2 separate regions of the Homo sapiens genome follow, and region 2 is linked to region 1. The links are chromatin loops, found by intact Hi-C in ENCODE. Cell type or tissue: A673. All regions are shown on one strand. Each heading gives the region's core, and the rest is flanking DNA. Links, peaks and the distances in the headings are about the cores only.

The links. Hi-C counts contacts between places; a loop is a spot of excess contacts. Peaks named below come from ENCODE experiments on the same cell type or tissue, not always from the same donor. Only the 100,000 strongest peaks of a DNase experiment are listed, where the experiment ranks them.
Region 2: it touches region 1 in a loop (10-fold over the local background); 33 of 110 quality-filtered maps call a loop at or near these places.

What each region holds. Positions count from the first base shown.
Region 1 is chr11:30,916,899-30,919,714 of GRCh38, reverse strand. It overlaps DCDC1 (doublecortin domain containing 1), which reads left to right. Exons shown (of 39, transcript NM_001387274.1): 26 at 2,687-2,816. The region is part of intron 4 of LOC105376611 (a long non-coding RNA gene); the gene reads right to left. Among named protein-coding and RNA genes, the nearest start is that of LINC02859, 180 kb to the right of the region's middle. In A673, for the core only: CTCF peaks have their summits at 1,447 and 1,647 (motif pointing right); a DNase peak (open chromatin) is centred at 1,674; H3K27me3 peaks cover 167 bases.
Region 2 is chr11:29,431,846-29,434,661 of GRCh38, reverse strand. All of the region lies in intron 2 of LINC02755 (long intergenic non-protein coding RNA 2755), which reads left to right. Among named protein-coding and RNA genes, the nearest start is that of LINC02755, 160 kb to the left of the region's middle. In A673, for the core only: a CTCF peak has its summit at 1,750 (motif pointing left); a DNase peak (open chromatin) is centred at 1,741; H3K27me3 peaks cover 498 bases.

The DNA of each region.
Region 1 (2,816 bases), core at 113-2,612:
GAACCAAACTTCCTCATTTGGATGGGTGATTCAGTTGGTCCTATGACTGACACTAACAAAGGCACCAGAAGGCATTTTTCAGAGAGAATGATTGGTCCTAGATGGCATCTTTCTCAACAGTCAGGGAATTGACCACGAACTTTCACATCCCCTTCTAAAGAATGTGTCATCTAGCCTCTTAGTCTGCACTTGGAAAAAAATAAACAGAAAGTAAGAAAAAAGAAACATTTTTGAGAGCAAAGATCGTCATTGTTCTGAATCAGAGATTTCATGAAGGCCTGGAGTCCTTGAGGTTAAAAGTGATTGGGTTCTCTCAGAGTACAATGCAGGCATCTACTGCATATTCCAAGCAGGCTCTTTTGCTCAAGCCTCTTCTTGAATACTCCTAATAACAGAGAGATCACTGTTTTCAAGGAGGCCCATTCTAACATTTAAATAATTATTTAGACCATCTCCATCTTATTATTCCATATGTTTCTCTGTACTATGCCCTATACCTCTTCTACTTGGCAGCCCTTAAACTATTGGAAATATTTTTTAATATACAGGGTTATCTATTTTCCAGGCTGTCACTAGTCATTTGAACCATTTCTGATGACATGATCCTGAAATAATCCTAAATCATCTAATATCAGGAAGTCACTGTAAGATTTTTCCCAGACTTTCTTAAATGTGCTTGTTTGGAGTTTTTTGCATATTTGAAAAATGGGATGATTTAAGGAGGGACATGCATAAAGCCAGCAGCTAGAACATCAATCTAGAAGGATCCTTTTTGATTGCTTTTTTATCATAAAGGTGTCCGGCACAAACAATAAGAAAAATGGAAAAGAAATTCTAGTAGCACTTGCCTACTCTGTGCTTTGCAGGAAAAAAAGATTTTTGGAACACAGAGAGTGGGGGAAACTTTCTCATTTCCTCACTGAATCACAGGTACCTGCCCACCTCTTCAGCCTTGTCTAGAACTACCATCCCCTCACTCACTGCATACCTGTCACACCACTGTCTTTCTGTTCTTCAAGTGGGCTAACCATAATCTTGCTTCATAGCCTTTTCATTTGTTCTTTTCTCTGCTTGGAATGCTCTCCCTCTAGATCCTTACATGGCTGGCCCCTTTCTATTGTCTTTGTCTCAATTCAAACATCACCTCTCAGAGAAACCTTCTTTGACTCCATTGCTAACGTAAACCTTACCCCATCCCAGTCAATTTCCATTACAATATCCTATTTTATTCAACTTATGGCATTTATCTTGTTTATTCATTTACTTGTCTATTTAATCTCTCCTCTTCCCACTAGAATGTAAACTCCGTGAGCACTGATAACTTACCTGTCTTGTAGATGTTCAATAAATATTGATTAAAGGAGTGAATAACTAACGAATGGTTTGTTCTATGAATGAACAAATTAATAAAGCAAGATGGACTGAAAAATGACTGTTCTAAAACTGACTTGACTATACCTCATTTGCCAGGAAGTTCAAGAGCTGATAGAGAAATTCTGAGTAAGAAAGTTAAACATCTGGATTTGGGTGAAGAATCTTGTTTGCATCCTGCTAACTTTGTTAAAACTAAGAATGACTTTTTTTTTTTTCCTTTTCCCCAAAGAAATGGAATTGATGAGAAAGCTGTGCGTTTTATTTTTAACACAAGATGGCGCTGTTGTTTTTTTTAACTGTAAAGGGAGAGGTTTGCCTTCAGAAGCCGCTTGTGCTGCCTGTAGTTCTGAATGAGGCAGTGATTACCCACCAGTTTCATATCCACATGTAATACTTCTATTACATTTGAAAAGAGTACGGTCAGCTCTGCTAGCACAGGAATTGTCCCTGAAGATTTTGGTAATTTAATAATGCTTGTAGTTACATCAAATTATGACAAGCACCTTGGTGATCAGTCTGTCCCAGAGAACTTTATTTACAGGTACGCATACTTAGAGTGCTGAAATAGGCTTGCTGCTTTGCCTGTATATTTATCCTTCCTCAGTCAAGCAGTCCTCATATCACAATCCCACTGAAGGCAAATGTGCTCTCAACAGTGGCCTGGAACTTTATATATACAGATCTATATGGCGGCTACTGATCCCCTTTATATCTTCATTTTAGTAAGAAGCCAGAAGGCTGACTCAATTATTCAAACTATGACTATTTACTCTGTTTAGTATATTATTCTCTATCAAAAGCTGGCTCATATGTGCAGATGCTATTTGAGTTTCTCTAGATTTCTCTGTGGAGAAATCTTGGAAAAGTTAAGGTTTCTTAACCTTGTCTAATGAGTAAACTTTACAAAACCGGGTAATCTAGGCTGTACTGTTCCAGTCAGAATTATGACCCAATTATGGGGTAGAGAGAGGGAGTCTCATTACATGTTCATTGTGAATTTCTCAAACTACTGAGTAGTCAATCTTTATGATTTTTGAAATACAATACATAGTCCCATTTTTTTCTGAGTAAACATGACAAAGATGAATGCTGTTTATTATGTGATTGAGGAATTTTATTTGTAGCCTTATATTAAAAGATCTAAATGATGTATTAGTGAGATGTGAATTTCCAGTATTAGGCACCCTTATGGAAATAAGATTTATAGATCCACCAACATCCTGTGGAATATGATCAGACTACACCTCAGAAAAAAATTCTGTGAACACGAATGAGATTTCTTAGACTTATGTTTGCTTCTGAACCTTGATAGAGATTCACACGTAAGAGCTCATCTTCGAATGAAGGCTTGTCACACACTTCCCAGGTATGCCTGGCAGGAAACTTCACATGACTTTGATGAGGATGACAGTCTTCCAAAGAAAACGGAAAAAGGGCTCTTT
Region 2 (2,816 bases), core at 255-2,754, 1.5 Mb after region 1:
CATTGGTAGTATTGGAGCCTTCCAGACAGAGGGAAGAACCAACTTAAAGCAGGAGGGATTGGGGTGTGTGTGTGTGTGTTTGTAGGTTGGGAGATGCTCAGTGTTGCTGGAGCAGAGGAGTGAATGTGTAAACTGTAAGGGTAGAAAGCCACGGGATTATGAAAACATGCATAGATCATGGCATAGAGTTGGAATTTTTTTAAGGGCAATGAGAATATTTTGGAGGGTGTCTTAGTCCATTTAGTGTTGTTATAAAGGAATAACTGAGGCTAGGTAATGTATTAGGTTGGTGCAAAAGTAATTGCTGTTTTTATCATTGAAAGTAATGGCAAAAACTGCGATTAATTTTGCACCAAACTGAAATAAAGAGGCTTATTGGCCCATGATTCTGCTGGCTGGAGAACGGAAGATCTGGTGAGGGTGTCAGGCTGCTTCCATTCATGAAAGAAGGTGAAGGAGAGCCAGTTCGGAGAGACCACATGACAAGAGAGGAAATAAGACAGAGAAGTGGGAGGTACTAGGCTCTTTTTAACAAGCTCTCACTGGAAGTAATAGAGCTAGAACTCATTCACTCCTTCCAACCCATCTGTTCATGAGGGGGGATCCACTCCCATGTCCCAAAAACCTCTGATTAGACCCCACATCCAACACTAGGATCAAATTGCAACATGAGATTTTGAGGGAACAAATATGCACGCTATAGCGGAGAGTTTTAAACCACAGAGTAGTATTGGTATTTTTTTTTTTTTTTTTTTTTTTTTGAGACAGAATCTCTCTGTCGCCCAGGCTGGAGTGCAGTGGCACAATCTCGGCTCACTGCAGGCTCCGCCCCGCGGGGTTCACGCCATTCTCTTGCCTCAGCCTCCAGAGTAGCTGGGACTACAGGCACCCGCCACCTCGCCTGGCTAATTCTTTGTATTTTTTTTTAGTAAAGACGGGGTTTCACCGTGTTAGCCAGGATGGTCTTGATCTCCTGACCTCGTGATCCGCCCGCCTCGGCCTCCCAAAGTGCTGGGATTACAGGAGTGAGCCACCGCACCCGGCCGTATTGGTATTATTTATATTATATTTGAAACAATCACTCTAGTTAAAATGCAGAACATAGATTGTAGAGGCGCAAAAAGAGAAATAGGAAGTCCAATTAGTGGGTTTTGAGTTCATTCCAGCAAGAGAAAGCGATGGTAGCAGTGAAGACAGACATAAATGGAAATTTTAGCAATGGGTTTGGAAGGTAAAGTCAAAGCATTTGTGACGGGTGGGTTGTAGAATAGGAGGGAAAGAAGCAATCAATTTATGTCTACTAGATATTTGGATTAAGAAACGTGGGAAATAATATTTTCATTTTCTGAGATGGCAAAAGCTTTGAAGGTGTAAGGGTTGTGAGAGAGAAATTGAGTTTTGTTTGGCTGTGTTTAGGTGTAAGGTACTTATTAGACATCCAAGTTGAAATATTGAGCTGGTAGTTGTATACACATGTTTAGAGTTCATAGAATTAAGATATGTAATAAATAATAAAAATTTAGACCTTGTGATAATGTATTTCATAAGATAGTGATATGCTGAGGTGAGTTTGAAGTGGTTTGTTTTCGTTACTGTGTGCTTTAGCTTTGTTTTTTAGTTGTGTTTAATGTGGTGGTGGTATGGTAGTAGTATTCTCCAAAATGATTCCTACTCAAGCAAAATATCTTTTTGGAAACCAGAGAACTAAGGAAAAGATAAGTATTATTAAATTCCTGCTGCCACCTAGTGGTACCATCCAAAATTAAAAAGAGAAAAACTGGGAAACAATCTGGACTGTCGGTGGGACTCGATGGTACAGTTACTTTATCCAACCCTAGCTCATTTTACAGATGAGAAAAGAAAGACCCAGAGAAAGAAAGAAAGTGAATAGCCCCAGATCTCATAGCTACTCAAGAGTTGCTTAAATCTATTTTAATAATTTCTACACTGATCTAAAACTAGCTTTATCCAAATGGATTAATATTTGTTTCAAACTTTATTTCACAATTTACTTATTTTTGCAGCCATTTAGAAATATCTTTCATAACTGGTCTTTAAAAACATTCCCATATGTTTTCCCAACTCTCAATAACTAAAAGGAAGTCGATTTTGTTATTATTAGAGGATGCACTGAGAAAATAGAAGTATGAAATTAAGATATATTAATCGACACCTTGAATCAATGTTTAGCACCAGGCAACATACTTTGCTAAATATGTCTTAGTCCAGCAGTCCCCAACCTTTTCTGGTACCAGGGACAGGTTTTGTGGGAGACAATTTTTCCATGCACCAGGGGCGGGGAGATAGAGGGATGGTTTAGGGATGATTCAAGCGTGTTACATTTATTATGCACTTTATTTCTATTATTATTGCATTGTAAGATATAATGCAATAATGAAACAATTCACCATAATCTTGAATCAGCGGTAGCCCTGAGCTTGTTTTCCTGCAACTAGAAGTTCCCATTTGGGGGTGATGGGAGACTGACGGATCATCAGGCATTAGATTTTCGTAAGGATTGGGCAACCTCACATGCACAGTACACAATAGGGATCATGCTCCTATGAGAATCTAATGCCACCATTTATGTGACATGAGGCAGAGCTCAGGTGGTAATGCAGCCATGGGGAGTAGCTGTAAATAAAGATGAAGCTTCACTCATGCTCATCTCTTGCTGTGCCACTGGGTTCCTAAAAAGCTAGGACCAGTGCTAGTTCATTGCCCAGGGGTTGGGGGTCCCCTGTCTTAGTCAACCCTGTGGAAGGGGACAGCTGTGACTGAGGAAGTCTTACAGGCTGTACCAAATAGCAGCAAAG